2 separate regions of the Homo sapiens genome follow, and region 2 is linked to region 1. The links are chromatin contacts, found by Hi-C or POLR2A ChIA-PET in ENCODE. All regions are on one chromosome and are shown on one strand. Each heading gives the region's core, a stretch centred on a gene start or an enhancer-like site at or near the end of the contact. The rest is flanking DNA. Distances are from core to core; before and after follow the strand shown.

Evidence for each region. Hi-C counts contacts between places; a loop is a spot of excess contacts on that map. ChIA-PET counts read pairs that join two places held with the same protein, here RNA polymerase II (POLR2A).
Region 2: a map of Panc1 shows a loop between it and region 1 (5-fold over the local background). The contact joins two enhancer-like sites. A Hi-C loop is called at or near these places in 1 of 168 maps with a recorded cell type or tissue (Panc1). POLR2A ChIA-PET finds 5 or more read pairs at or near these places in 2 of 52 experiments (Caco-2 and activated naive CD4-positive, alpha-beta T cell).

What each region holds. Positions count from the first base shown.
Region 1 is chr13:51,145,704-51,153,604 of GRCh38, forward strand. It overlaps a transcript of C13orf42 not described here. Among named protein-coding and RNA genes, the nearest start is that of C13orf42, 38 kb to the left of the region's middle. RefSeq lists an enhancer at 2,565-3,456. Within about 2 kb of position 3,153, at least 3 of the 41 ENCODE cell types and tissues checked have a DNase peak (open chromatin) inside an H3K27ac peak, as active enhancers do.
Region 2 is chr13:51,760,797-51,768,697 of GRCh38, forward strand. WDFY2 (WD repeat and FYVE domain containing 2) reads left to right here. Exons shown (of 12, transcript NM_052950.4): 12 at 1-6,913. DHRS12 (dehydrogenase/reductase 12) reads right to left here. Exons shown (of 9, transcript NM_001377533.1): 9 at 7,197-7,500. The coding sequence ends at 7,391. Among named protein-coding and RNA genes, the nearest start is that of DHRS12, 39 kb to the right of the region's middle. RefSeq lists an enhancer at 3,725-4,044. Within about 2 kb of position 3,800, at least 29 of the 41 ENCODE cell types and tissues checked have a DNase peak (open chromatin) inside an H3K27ac peak, as active enhancers do.

The DNA of each region.
Region 1 (7,901 bases), core at 1,903-4,402:
TAATGAGAAACTCAAAAGAATATAACCATTTATGTATCACCCATCTGTGACCTGGAAGCTCCCTCTCTGCTTCCAGTCTTCCTGCCTTTGCTTCAAGTTATCCCACCTTTCCAGACCGAACCAATGTACTTCTAACATATATTGATTGACGTCTCATGTCTCCTTCAATGCATAAAACCAAGTTGTGCTCTGACCACCTTGGGCACATGTCTCAGGACTTCCTGAGGCTGTGTCACGAGCAAGTTCTCAACCTTGGCAAAATAAACTTTCTAAATTAACTGAGACCTGTCTCAACTTTTCGGGGTTCATAGAAGACAAGACAAATAAGTTCTAGAGCAATGCTGTGCAATATTGTGCCTGTAGATAATACTGTGTTGTACATTTAAACATTATTGAAAGGGTAAATCTCATGTTAAATGTTCTTACCTAAATAAAACTTTAAAATTTGTTTAAATAAAAAATAATATAAATATATAAAAGGCACCCAAAATTAACCTATTTTGGAACACCCCCAAGCTTTGATACCCAAAGCCTCTGATAAATGGACATCTGAGATCCCTGCCTCAATCAGAGATAACACAGGAAACTCACTTTTGTATTGACGGATTCCTTACCCCTTTCTTCATCTGTCAGCTACGGTCCATGTGGAACAAAACAAGCCTGTTGTGTCCCCTGAAATGCAAATAAAATCTCTTCTTGCTGTGAACCTCGAATATCCGAGACAGCTGTCAATCAGTTTAAGAAGTTTATTTTGCCAAAGTTAAGGACGCACGCCCATGACACAGCCTCAGGAGGTCCTGATAACATGTGCCCAAGGTGGTCTGAGCACAACTTGGTTTTATACATTTTAGGGAGACATGAGACATCAATCAATATATGTAAGATGAGCATTGGTTTGATCTGGAAAGGCAGAACAACTTGAAGCAAAGGACTCACAGTGGGGAGGGGGCTTCCAGGTCTTTGGTAGATAAGAGACAAATGGTTGCATTCTTTTCAGTTTCTGATTAGCTCTTCCAAAGGAGGCAATCAAATACACATTTATCTCAGTGAGCAGAGGGATAACTTTGAATAGAATGGGAGGTGGGTTTGCCCTAAGCAGTTCCCAGCTTGACTTTTCCCTTTAGCTTAGTGATTTGGGAAACCTGAGACTTATTTTCCTTTCACATTGCCCAGAGCTCTGGGTTTCTCTATCTCAGTGTCTGTCTGGCCTGCACCCATCACCAAACCAGGTTCCTCAACCTGCAGTGGCCCGCTTTGATCCCCTGGTCAGTGTCAAAGCTCACAGTACTTCCCTAGGCTTCTATCAACCTCAGGATTGCCTACCCTTGCTGGAAGCAGTAAAACAGCTGCAGCTGCAAAAGGTGGGGGCAGGCCAGGGGAGAGGTGGCATCCCAGGGAAGTCCCAGGTACTGACCATGTGTCCCCCTCCCAGGTACTCTGCTGGGGTGTGGATGCTGCACCATTTCCTGTTCTGCATCTGCATAGCATCTACACATTGCTCTCAGACCTTGGACTAGGTGTGGTGGGGACCCCCTTTCTTATCTCCTACACAGGAGAACAGTCTCTGTGAGAGTCAGTCCTGCTATAGGACAAATCCCGCTTTGGTGCCTGTGGCCTAGCTCCCTCCGTGCCTGTGAGAGAAGGGGCAGGGGCCTGGGTCCCAGTCATGGCTCTGCTGACCATGGGACAGTGGCTGCTGTGATCCTCCAGGGCTCTGTGGACTCATTTTAAACGCAAGGGGTGAGGCCAGGTATGGTGGCTCATGCCTGTAATCCCAGTACTTTGGGAGGCCGAGGTGGGTGGATCACCTGAGGTCAGGAGTTCGAGACGAGCCTGGCCAACATAGTGGAACCCCATCTCTACAAAAACACAAAAATTAGCCGGGCATGATGGCGGGTGCCTGTAATCCCAGCTACTCGGGAGGCTGAGGCTGGAGAATCGCTTGAACCCGGGAGGCAGAGGTTGCAGTGAGCTGATATCGCACCATTGCACTCCAGCCTGGGCAACAGAGCAAGACTGTGTCTCAAAAAAAAACAACGAAGGGGTGGATTTGGTCCAGGTCTTCAACCCTAGTTGCACATTAGAATCAATCACCTGAGAGATGTTTAAAAATACCCATGCCTGATCCTCCTCACAGACCAATTAAATCAGAACCTCCAGCAGGGAGGAACGGGTCTGTGGCTAATAAAACGGCTCAGTTGATTCTCACATATGGAGAGGGCTTGAGAAGCCCCGGATTAGGGGATCTGCAAGGGCCTCCTATGTCTGACGTTTGCCACTCTGTATATGACAGAATCATAGGGTCCCTGGGCTCTGGGTGCTGGTGGACCCTCCCCCAACACATGGAACCAAGCAAATGGAAATGAAACAGCACTGGATGACGCTTTGCATCTGCATAGCACTTTGACCCATGTGATTTCCGTAAAATCCCATGGCAAATTGGACCCCTATGATTACTTCTAGTGGAGAGGAAGGAAAAGAAACAAGGGCCAGCCAGGGAGAGGTCTCCCCAGGCCTTGCCAGCAGCCTGCCTCCCAGTCCTTGGGCTCAGCCAAGCCTCTTCATCTCTTTACAGAGACAAGGGAGCGCCTGCCCTGTGCCAGGCACTGCAGCAGGAAGGACTACGTCAGCAACATAGCACACACGCACGGCCCCTGCCCTCAGCAGGGGAGGAGAGCGACGCACAGGAAAACATCTTAAATGGTGTGATAGGCATCATGAAGGACGCCCACAGGGTGCCATGCAGAGAACAATGGTGGTGGCAGGAAGCCCCACAGGGAGGTGACATTTCAGTGAAGAGCTGTAAGGTAAAAGCCGGCAGCCCCCTGCAGAGCCAGGAGGCTCACGAAGGAAGAGCACAGCTCATGCAATCCCCTGAGGTCCCCCTGGAGGGGGGTCCAATGACACCTGGGGATGAGAAGGAAAGTCATCCTTTCCCTCCACCACATGGTGGGGCTTCTGGCTTATGGACAGGAACCCACTCCCACTGGGCAGCGACGTGCCTTAGGAAAAGGAAGAACAAACCCCCTAACTGGCTGAGGGCCCAAATGCCCCGCTGGCCTCAGGAGCCAGGGCTCTTTGAGGGTACCCTCCGCCGCCAGGCCCCAGCTGGGCCCGTATTGACCGTTTGGGCTTGCTGCTGCCTCCACGCCCTGGCTGCCCACCTCAAAGGCTCCCAGGACTCCACGGCTCAGGCTCCCTCTTGCAGGCAGCTGCTCCTTCCTGGGGCCAGGCTTCCCTTTACTCTGCAGAGGGGAATGGGTGCTGTTTTCCTTCCCCTCACAAAGCATCTTTCTGACTGCCCACCTCCTGCCCCACACAGTTTGAAAGGCTGATAGTTTCGAGATTCTGAATGAGGCTTCTGCAGAGGCCTTCTTGTGCTCCACAAGAAGGGCTGGGCAAGAATTTCAACCACGCTGCTAATTTCAGTCCGTCACTGCGGTGGCAGCTTCATATTTTCCCACTAGATGGGGTTCTTGATCTCTGCAGCTAAAGATCAGCTAGCTAGAGAGAATTCCAAATCATTTAATTTGGCTCTGAAGGCTGCTTAGAAATTTTATTCAAAGCAGAGGGAAATCTTTTATAGGAAGTGGCCAAAGGCTGAAATTGAAAAAAAAAAAAAAAAAACCCTAAAAATCTGGTTTCTGTATCTTCCTTAATTAGCAAAGGTGATAAAGGGTAATAAGTGAAAATGTTTGCAAAGGAAACCTAGCAAATCTGAAATACAGATGCAAATGGAGTGAGCTAGAAATGATTTCTCTAAAGAGCCATTTTGAACAATGCTGTAACTGCTTCTTCCCTTTGAGACAGCCAGAAGCATTGACCCTGGACATTCAAGCTGAAAAAAATATCCTTTGGTCTGGTCATTATCACCATTCTGCTTGATCAATGGTAGCCTGGTTCTCATTGATCCACTCCAGCCCCCAGACACACAAGAGAGGTAGCACAAGGTAGACGCATAGTGAAGCCACTATGAGCCAAAGGCAATTATGTTTTTCCAGTGCAAACTCATTTTGCTCAGTTCGGGAAACAGTTATATCTTTGAAGTCATTTAGCATGAATATTTCTCTTCATCATCAATAATAAGCACCTCTCTTGTCCCTTCCTCTGTAGGAAGGCTTTCTCTGACGTTTTTAGGCAGAGTTGAGATGGTGCCAGAAACAGCAAGAACAAAAAGATACTAACACTAACCCTGTCTTCAAGAGTCTATATCTTAGCCCAAGAAATAGCACTCTTCCCAGAAAACAGTAGAAGATACACATTATTTACATCATCTTAGAACTTTGCATGGATAAATGAAATATTTGACGAATAAACTCAGACCTTTGTATTTAGAAGTTAGAATTTTCCGTAGATATAAAACCAGTTTTAAAGAAGCTTCCCTTTTGAAGTGCCATAACAGAATTGCACAAGAATTATGGACAAAATTATGTAGACAAAAACACATGATCAGCTTTTACTGCTGACATTTTCATTTACTGTGGTGTCGTTTGTGGGACCCCCACATTTCTCCAGAATTGGGGATATTTTTTAACAGGCAGCCCTTGGTCACTTGGTCACAGTGAAAACAAACATCTTTGAGCACTTGGTCATTGTATGTCACAATTTTCAAATTTACAGCCACCAGCGTATCCTACTGGGGCGACTGGGGGAATCAATACTGGGCTTTATTCTTATTATATACTTGGAACAGGTTCAATGTAGTCCCTTAGGAAGTAATATTAGAACTTCAATCACACGGGAAGGGAGGCTTTAAGAAAGTTGCTTCTGTTAACACACTCCTCCGTCCTGGTCACAACCAAAACATATATATTCAGCCCAAATTTGGCATAAATTCTGCGTAAATTATATATACTTTCAGCAGTTCTACAAACATTTTTCAAGAAGACTGGCTGTATAACAGAACCTCTTTCTTTCCAGAAAGCAGCTTTGGCCATCCTAAAAAATGCAGTGGACTAATCCAGATGAGCCCATCAATTTGCCTAGGGGTCACTGCTTGTGCCACCAGAAAGATACTCGCAGAGAGACCCTCAACAACTGGGGCTATGTTGTTCCATCCCAGAATGAAAACTAAAACTAGAGCTGCATTAGCACTTGCTGAGGTAAACTGAATTCCTTGGTTCTATGCAGATCTTGCCTGTGTATGGATGACTAGAATCAAAAGGCTACCAATGTCTTCTGAGATGCCAGAAGTCAGAAATAATCCCAGCTAAATGAAAAATACCAGAAATGCTACCAAAAAAATTGGCCACAGCAAGTACAGAGCTGTAGAATCTTCAACTCTTCAGAACCCCCCTGGCCTGAGCTGTGTGCATAAGGCCAATCACAGGCACAAATTCACTCTATAGACACTAGTCAAACATTGTAGTAGACAGAATAACAGCCCCTAAAGACGTCCACACATGAATCCCTGCAACCTGTGAATATGTCACACCACATGGTAATGTTACATATGCGAATATGTTACACCACATGGTAAAGGGAATTAAGGCTGCTAATCAGGTTAAGATGGGGGGATTTTCCAGATTATCTTTCTTAAAAATGGAAGAGGGTGGCAGGAGAGGGCAGAAAAATGAAATGTGAGAGAGACTCAGCACACCATTGCTGACTTTCAAGACAGAGGAAGGGGCCAGAAGCCAAGAAATGCAGGTAGCCCCAAAAGCTGGAAAAGGAAAAAAAAAAGAAAAAACAAACAAACAAACAAACAAAAACTCAGATTCTTCCCTAGAGCCTCTAGAAGGAACTGAACCCTGCGGACACCTTGATTTTTAGCCCAGTGAGACCTGTGTTGGACATCTAACCTAGAGAACTTCATATTGCTTTAAGCCACTAAGTTGGTGATGATTTGTTCCAGCAGTAATAGGAAATCAATATAAGCACCTTCTATGACCAGGCACTGACCCTGCCAATGCAAATATGCCCGGCATTCCAGAGACACATAGTCCAGTAGGGAGAGAAAATTCTGCACATGCAGGTAAAGCAACATGCTATGCACTAAACATGCATGTACCAAGCCCTGAGGGAGCACTGAGCTGATGGTGCTCCCCTTTGCCTGGGGGAGCCAAGGAAGGCTTCCTGGAGCAGAGGAGACATTTCAGCTTAACCTAGAAGCCTGATAGAAGGGGTCTGTACTATTCTGGACTTACATGGTCCCAGGGCCTTTTATTTAGACATGAATGCTGAAGAAGGAAGCAGTTTTTTATTGTCCAGGCTGGTCTAGACCCTTGATCCTCAAAGTATGGTCCAGGAGTCACGTGGGAGCTTGTTAGAAATGCAGAATCTCTGGCCCAGCCCAGCCCTACCAGGAGAGAATCTTCATTCTAACAAGATCCCAGGGGATTCATAGGTGCATGACAGTTTAAGAATCACTGCCCCAAATAACAATATTCTCATACTCACCACAGTGTGGAAAGAAAGAAACAGGTTCCAGAAATTGTTTACATATGTAACCCTGATAGCATGGAGGTCCCTCAGAACATTCCTACTGCTATGTGACCATGCTTAGAACGGTGCACTCCAGCTCTGTGTCGTTTCTCAGCATCTACATAGACATCACATACACCATCAGGCTGTACGTCTCCTGTGGAAACATTTAGCAGGCTTTATTTTATAAACACTTGGTTACAAACATCACCCAGTTCTTCCATTTATTTATTTTTTAAGAGATGGGGTCTCACTCTGTTGCCAGGGCTGAAGTGCAGTGGCACGAACCTGGCTCACTGCAGCCCTGACCTCCTGGGCTCTAGTGATCCTCTCAGCTCAGTTTCTCTGAATAGCTGGAACTACAGGTGCATGCCACCATACCTGGCTAATGTTTAAATATTTTTTAGAGATGGGGTTCTTGCTCTGTTGCCCAGGCTGGTGTCAAACTTCTGGTCTCAAATGATCCTCCTGCCTCAGCCTAACCCATTTCTTTTTTAGAAAACACAACTTCAGCTCTAGCATTCTGATAGTGCAAAGTTTTTCTCCTGCTTGATGACCTCAATCCCAAAATAATTTACTCTAACAGCTAAATCTTCAAATCACTGAGCCTCAATTTACTTCTACCATCAGTAAAAAGAGGTCAGGGTGGCTCTGGCAAACCTAAGCCCTAGTCCTGGGAAATCCACAGATAACCCTTTAAGGCTCACTGGCTTAGTGACTCAATCCCTCCAGCCTCTTTGCTATGCTCGAGCCACATGTCTGCTGGCTGTGGATCCCATACATGCAGAGCTGCGTCATGTTCGCGGGCACCCTGGGGACACCTGCTGCGGGGTTGATGTTTTGTTATGTTTCTGCAGCACAACCAGGGCTGGCTTCTTGGGGACTGTATACAGTGCACTTGCCCAGCCCCACACACAGAAGGGATTGAGGTTTAGTGCTCTGCAGTGGCAATCTTAAAACTCTTAATGATTGTATCTTTGAATTAATGTTTTGTAAGTCAAGTTATGTGCCAAAGACTTGGAGCCTCAGCTCCTGCCATTGCACCTGCCGCCTCCCTAGCAAGGGTTCTTCAACACCCCCTCCCCTGTCCTGCCAAGTGACCACTGCCCCTTTTTCCTGCTCCCTCCATAGGGTCCTGCTGAGCAACCACTGCCCCCTTTTCCTGCCCTCCTCAGAGTGTGGGAGCCAGGCATGCACCCCCTGCATGCCCAGGGCATCAAGATGAGGTCCTGGGCACCTATAAGTGTCTGCACTCACCCAATGCCTATGCTTGTGCCCAAGGGAGTGTGACACTCAATACCAAATAAAAAAACATGACAGAGAGAGAGAGAGAGACAGAGATAGAGACTGTGAGAGAGAAAGCTTTTCTCCTACTTTAAAAAAAATTGTAGTAAAAATTATGTAACATAAAATTACTCTCTTAACCATTTTAAGTGTACTGCTCAGTTGTGTTAAATACATTCACGTTGTTATCAACC
Region 2 (7,901 bases), core at 2,550-5,049, 620 kb after region 1:
TCCTGTGAGAATCTGACGCCACCGCTGATCTGATGGGAGGCGGAGCCCAGGCAGTAACACTTGCTTGCCCACTGCTCACGTCTGATGGGTGCCCCCATTCCTCACAGGCTATGGACCAGTACCCATCTGCAGCCCAGGGTTGGGGACCCCCACCATACATGCTCTGAAAATAAGTGTCTTTAAGTTGTGTTTTTCTGTGTGACATCATCTCTGAACTTGAACATGTTCATTACGGCAAGATTGTAATCCTGCTGTATTCCTCGCCCTCTGTATTCTATCCCTTTAAAAACTAGATATTTAAACATTTTATCCTAATGTGTTTCATCAGAACACTTTGCACACTTTCTTACTAAAACGGTATGTGGGTGGTCCGAGACAGAATGGTACCTACAGTGCAGGCTATGTTTCTGTGGGAATGGAAAAGAGGACTTTAGAAAGTGAACCTGAAGAACTCTTATTTCTAAGGGAATCCAGTCAAGCTTGAGAAAATGAAATATTCTTGTGTGTAGTGATTCAGCTCAGGATATTGAAGTCCCTTTTAAAAATCTTATTTTCACCTGTAAAAATAGAATAAAAATTAATGGCAAGCCTGCGCCAGGTGCCTGCCCCTCCTAAGCACTTTACACGCACAGCTCATTCAACCTCACGTGTCGGGAGCATCAGGGAGCTCACCAGTCTCTTGAGGATCACAGGCCAATTGCTTGTCCTTCCCGACCCAAGCCCCACCCCACAGTGTCTTGCTCTCTTCTGATTTTACAGGTTTTTTGGCAGTAATACACATGGGAGTGAAATTGAAATCCTCCCTATTATTTTCCCTCTTTTCCTGGAAAGCCGTTTTTTGCCCTCACAATCATTCATTACTTCTCTAACTAGGGGGAAGTACTACAAGCTGTCCTCAGGTACTGCCCCTACGTGTGTTTCCCTGGGATGGGGCCTTGCTAGAGGTGATTCTGCTGCCCCAGCATTGGGAAGCAGGACCAGTGCATGTGCCCCATGCAGCCACGGTACATGGAAGCTGTCACTTGAGCCATCAGACCGGCTCAGCCCATGTGACCGGAGCTCTGAAGAGGCACACACGCATGCCCCGCACAGGCTGTTAGCACTTGTCGCCTCGCTGCCCTGGTCCAGACTACCCTTGCTTGCGTCAGTCAAAACTGTTGTAACTACTTTGAGTCTTTTCTGCATGATTGCTCTTTGAGAGAACTTTAACAAGGGAATTAAATTTAAAATATTCAAATATCTATTTTGTAGTTTATTACTAGAAGCTGCAGCCACTTACTAAGTTGTATGTAATATAGGACTGTGTGTTGGAAATGAGTAATAGAGCTGAATCACTCCATTTTCCCTTCCTAAACTTTGAGCTTGGCCTGCCGGCAGAGAGAGGAACACAGTATTAGGGCAGCAAAGGCCCAGGCGCCCAGCAAGCCTGTATGGGTTCTGAGATGGGTCTAGATGCGTTCAGACCTCATTCGGGAAGCAGAGTGTCCCCGTCAGATCACATATGTCCTCTACAGTCGCTCTGGCCTGTGACCTTGCACGCCACTCTACCTTCTCCCTCCCAGCCCACAGAGCCACTCAGAGGCTGAAGCCACTTCACAGCCCACTGGTGTTGAGAATCATCATCAGAAAACCAGATATGTCAAGGTATCCATTGCTCTTTCCTTTTCTCTCATCTGTGTGGGTGCTTGAATTTGGTGAAATGCGTTTAGCAAACCAACTGTGTGTTTGTAATACTGTGAATTCTTGCGTTTTGCATTAAGTGTCTCCCCCATTTTTGTAATTTGTAGAGAAATATGTGCTGGTGTTGGGTGTCTTCCAAGCATTTTATGGAAATGGAGGCTCCATTCCTTAGGAGTAAAAGCTGGCGCCAGCACTTGGCTCTTGTTCTGTCTAGGTGAACTCTCATAATTCTTGTTTTACCCTGTTGGATTTGCACTTTACATATATTTTTGCTCTATTACTTAAACATATAGCAGCTTTTACAAATAATGCCTAACATGCCTGCGCTGAGAAAGTGGCAGATCTACACATATCATACGCAGAGTTGTTCTCTACCTGATGGGGCAAAACCAACCACATGTTCTTGGTTCCTCCAAACGAATGACATTACTTGACATTACTGCCTGAGTGTATCTTCACAATAGCAAAATGGTTTGAGATTAAGCATTTGGAATCTTATGTCATTTTGTATGGGGTCAATCCACCATAACGTGTTTCTCATTTGGTTTTAATTATTTCCAGAAATCATAAAGTCACAAAACTGGAAGGGATCTTCAGAGATCTAGAGTGTTTCAAGCAGAAAACACATTAGTTATACAGGGCAGTTAGATATGGCTGAGATGTAAACAAGAGAATCTAAAAGAATGTTCAAGGAATAGCTGTTTTTGAACATTACTTAGTAATGGCATGAGTGGGAGGAGAGACTTTCAGCACCTTGAGACAGGGCGCTCTCTGGAACCAGCTTTGTTCCTCTTATCGAAAGCATATATGACAGTTTTTTTGGCTCCGGCCCTGTGGTGGGGGAGGTAATTATTGCCTTCATCCACATAAATTCCTTCCTATACATTCCCCTCAGACCACCCCAGAGGCAAAACTGAAATGGAAATCCAGTGGCACTTAAAATTCACCCTGCCCCGTTTGGCTGCGATTCCCAGGCTTACAGCACTGCCCTTATGGAATATCACATTTTCATTTTCTGAGATTCATTTTATAAAAGTAAAGGCCAGGTGCCATGGCTCACACCTATAATCTGAACACTTTGGGAGGACAAGGTGGGAGGATTGCTGAGCCCAGGAGTTCAAGACCAGCCTGGGCCACACAGCAAGATCCTGTCACTACCAAAAATTCAAAACTTAGTTGGGTGTGGTGGCACACACCTGTATTCCCAGCTACTCAGGAAGCTGAGGCGGGAGGATCACTCGAGCCCAGGAATTCAAGGATGCAGTGAGCTATGATTGCACTACTGCAGTCCAGCCTGGGCAGCAGAGCAAGGCCCTGAATAAATAAACAAAAGTATAATTTATTTTTGCCTGATATTAATCACTTCTTAAGGCCCAAATTTTTGTTTTTAAGCAAAAGGATAGCTCTAAGTGTGGGTTGCAGTTACTGGACATAAATATTCACTAAATGAGATTCCTTTGGTTATGGCTGTTCATAGAATTTTAATTCTATGTCAGTGTTCTTGTTCACTAAGATATTTCGAAGTGAGAGAAAGCATTTTACCAATACATTCTTATTTTTTCTCCTTTAAAATAATATTGAATTTTTCCTGGTACGAAGACAGATATTTATTAACTTGATTGGAAAACACAGAAATTAAGATCATGTTGAACACTGAGTTATCTAGATGATCCCTGAGATTTGAATGTTCATGTCAACCGTGTTGAGCGCTCACCAGCCACCAGGCTTTAGGCACTGGCAGTGCAAGGTGTCTGAGGCCCATTCTCAGGCTGGGCAGAGGTCACACAGTGAGTAAATGGGTCTTTTCAGTGCAATGTGGTTATGATAGAGGCATGCCAGGGTGCCACTAACCCAGCAGGTGTGGCAGGAGGGGCTTCACAGAGGAAAGGGACTTTGAGCTCAGTGTTAAAGGATGAGGAGTGAGTCATAAGGGGGAAAAATGGAAATGACTTTCCAGGCTTCAGAAACAGCATAAACAAACAAAGGCCTGAGAGCTGGAGTCAGTGTGGTGTGTCCAGGGATCACAAGTGGGCTGGAGCTGCCGGAGAACAGCCAAGTGGCTCAGCTGCCATCCCAGAATTGAGCTCGTCACTATCAGATGCTGCTGCTCCCTGGCCTCAGAGGAAAGCAGCACACAGCTCACCACGAGGGGTTTCCCCAGAGGCTCCTCCTGCAGCCAATGCTACTATTAGTTTATATTATAATAGTATCAGTTTCTTTTTCTTTGGAAATCCCTAGAACTGTTAACTGAAGGTGACTCAGGGTAACTAATTCTGGATCTTTGGGTGCACAGCCTCTCACTGGAGTCTGAGAGGAGGAGGTGGAGACTATCAGTGCACGGCCCGCAACCAGGAAGGACTCCCAGACTAACGCCAAAGGTGTGTTGGGCTCAGCTGCTCCACTGTGGAAAAGGAAAGCCCTGGCCCTGTGGCAGGAGAGGATTGTTCTAGTCAAGTGTGGCGTTGCACGGACAGGCGGTGCCGAGTGTTTGGGTGCAGACACAGGCAGCTGCTGCCCTCCACTTCCTGCTCTTGCAAGTCACAGATGATTCCAGTACAATGTGGGAGGTCCTCCTTACAGGGGCACTTGCAACAGGAAGGCAGAGAGTTTCGTCAATTCAGGTACAGGTCTGTCTGGGAGACCTGGCCCTGTGGAGGCAGGAACACCGTGCAGGGGCATGGCAGCGCCTGTCTTTGCTATCACATCATTTGCCTTTTCCTTGTAGGACCCAAAGATCTATGTCCAAAACTTAGTCCAGAAACATCTGCATTCCTGTTTAAACTTCAGCTCAGTTTCTTAACCAAGAACCACGTCAACCCTCCAGGGTTGTGGTTTGTATTTTTGCCTTTAAGCATTATCTCCTTTCCACCAAGAAGCCTACTTAGGTTTAACACATGAAAGCAGTGTCTAAAAATTAGATCGGTCCTAAATTGGAATGGGATGTCTTCCTTGCATGTCCCATACCAGGGAATTTTTTTAACACACAGTGTAGAGCCTTTGCCAGAGATGTTGAAAGGGAGATTAAAGGCTTGAGGGATGAATTTGATCATCATTCTTAAAGTCCCTTCCAATCCTGTGATTCTCTGATTCCCTGAGTCTCGTTTATTATTGGACATGCCTAGCCCATCACCAGTGACCTGCCCGCATATTGCTGGCTTCCCTTGGATAACGGAGAGCCTATCACCACATGCCTTTGTTGTCTTCCATCATATCAAGTGAGTTGCTTTCTGGACTTTTTCCATCTAGAGCCTGCTAGGTTTGGTTTTGAGAAAAGATGGTGAAGTTTCTTTTCATGAGTTTGTAGGGCAAAAAAAATTCTTTTTAAAGATGGTAAGGGTGGAAATTAATCATGGTACCATCTCATTAAAAATAGATACCTCAAAATGTTTACCTTTACAAGTCAAGAAGAGTATCTGACTTTCTTGGAAGTGTCAAGAATTGCAGGTTGGCTGAAAAGTTAGATTGAGAATCTGACCTTGTTACTTATGATTCTTTTTTCCCTTGGTTCTCGGGGATGCATGAGAAGGTGAGCTGTCACTCACAAAAAAAGGGAAAATGATTTGAAAAATGTTTCACATATACACTTTTTATCATTTTAGTGGATGGCAGCCTTACGTCAGTAGTATATGCCACTATGAAGTATGGCCAAAACCCTAGCGTCACTTGTAACCATTGTACTCTTATGGATTTGTGTCTTACACCATTTGCCTTGCTTTTTAAATGACTTTGTTTTTCAAGGTGCTGTCATTTTGCAAAAGGAAATCTTTATATGAAATGTACAAAAACCGTTACTAACTGGACAACAGGGAAGGTGCTGGCCCCACATTAGTGCCTGCCCACCGCTCTACTTCTAACCAGGGACACGGATCTTCCATTCTCTACATCCACCGGACTGCAGCCCAAGTCTGGACCTGGCTGCAGTGGGCATATTACCGTATGGATATCTTTTTCTTTCTTTTTTTAAAGTGAGGAGATTCTTCAGGGGGTCAGGCTGAGAATGTAATAAGCCTGACATTGGAACAGATTTCTCCCGTGTGGTCTAGCTGGACCCCTCCGGCATTTGCCACACTCCCTGCCAGTCCTGACATTGACTTCCTGAATGTGATTAGGTGGTAATGAGCAAGAATTTCCTAGGATATTGAAACATCTGTATCCAGGCCCCCAATCAAATGCTGCTGAATATTGTGAATGTTTTTACTCCGCTCACTTTCCCACTGTGCTTTCCTCTAACCAAAATATACGTGTAGCCATTACCAATGTACAACTCTCAATGCGGAGTTGCCGCCACGGTTTAAAATAAATCTCTGTGAAAACCTTTCTGCAGCTATGGTCCCATCACGGTTACATGTGGCCACGCACACACCGACAACCTTGCTGTGCTGTTTAGCCCTGTGGGTTCTGTCCAGTTGGTGGGAGGGGGAGGTTCCAGACCACTCCACCTGCTGTCTAGATGCCAGGGAGAGCTGCTGTTTGGAGGTGAAGATGAGCCCTGTTCACCACAGTCTAAGCACAGCACACGGGCTCAAGCCATGGAGCCCTTTTCCTTCATCATGTAAGTCAGCTTTTTCTTGTGCTTAGTAAACTTTTCCAGTGAGGAGAAATGACTTCGGGGCAAACACTGCCAGGGAAAGCCTCATTTAAAACTTGTGAGGTTCATTTTATGGAGAAGAAAAATAGGTGCAAAGGCACCAAGTGACCTGCATGCTATGGAATCACCGTTGAGGGGGTGGCTGGGTTGCCCCGTCCTGGTGCTGCCAGCACAGCGTCGCCCACACCCAGCATTGCTGAGGCCCATCATCCTCCTGCAGAAAAGGAGGCATGCAGTTAAATGGAGCTGGTGCTTGCTTGATAGCGCCTCCTTTTGTCAGAAAGACGCTGATGTTTCAGGCTGGCACACCCAGAAAAATCCCTTCCTTGTGGTCCTTGGCTGATGATGAGCCCTGGATCAGAGTGTCTCCAGGACCACTGAGAAGCTGCAGCCGTCTGGGTTTTCCTCTGCTATGGGGGATGAGTTACGTTTATTCCACCATGGACACCAAGAATGTATGTAGATGTATTCTAAATCTGCTCATTGGTTTTATTACAACTTTTCCTGGAGTCACTAAGAGGTAAAATGGTGTAAATTAGAGGTTTTATCAAAGTGTAGTACCAGAATGCCAGATGCATTACTGAAGCCACTCCTAATCTTAAGCAAATGTAAACTAGGCCTCATTAAATTGTTTGTGTAAATATGCATCGTCCCTTGGTTATGCTGTGCTTCTGGGACCATGCACAGTAAAGGCAGTGTCCAGCCCTCTCCTGGGGCGGGGGGGGGGGGGGGGTGCACAGCGCCAGCCTCTGACACTGGAGGAGCTGAGAAAGGGAGGGGAAGTGGAGTTCACAGGGGGGCATTCCTGCTGCCCCCACCCCTGCGTCCCCTAAGACTGAAATGATGGTTCATCTCAAACTTCGAATTCTTTAGAAAACCATTCTCGAATAAATGAGACTTAAAATAAGAAAAGAACCTGCTGCAGGAGTTCAAGGTGAGCCTGATCACAGCCTCGGTAGTATTTATTTTGAAATAAAAGTTCCCATCCCTTGTAGGCCTCGCTGTGAGGCACAACGTCTTCGAGGGGAAGTTGAAGTGGGGTCTTCTTATTCACTGGTCCCTAGACCGCACCTTCTGGTATCTTCTAAGGCAATTCTGGTACCGCACTGTGTCTGGGTTGGCCTATTTAAATGTCTGAGCCAGCTGTTCCAGGATTTCAATGAGTTTCTCCTCTTCGGCCGGTGAGGAGGACGCTGTAGCGAGAGGCAAGTGTGTAGAAACTGGCTTCCGATCTAAAAGTGAGAGGGAACCGCAGAGAGGTGTGAGCTGCTGCAGCGTGGCTGGGTCCATGTCCCTGTGCTGCTCAGGCCTTGAACCGACGCCTGCTGGAGTGGCAGCACCCTACAGCTGTTAGACCCCCATCCCTGCTGTCAAAGGTCCCACAGGGATCAGGCAGCATGGATTGATATGTAAAGTGCAGTTTGGGAACTGGGAGGCTGCAGCCAGGGCTGGACGGGAGACCACGTTTGGGTGATCAGCAGGAAGGGGTGCGGCCATCCTCCCGGATACCCCAGGGGTCACCAGCGCTTCAGAATTCCTCAAGCAAGGGTGGTTCTCATCAAGAACAGAGGAAAGAGAAGCCAAGCAAAGAGCCTGGCTTCCACCCGAGGTCAAGTGCTGTCTTCGGATGGCG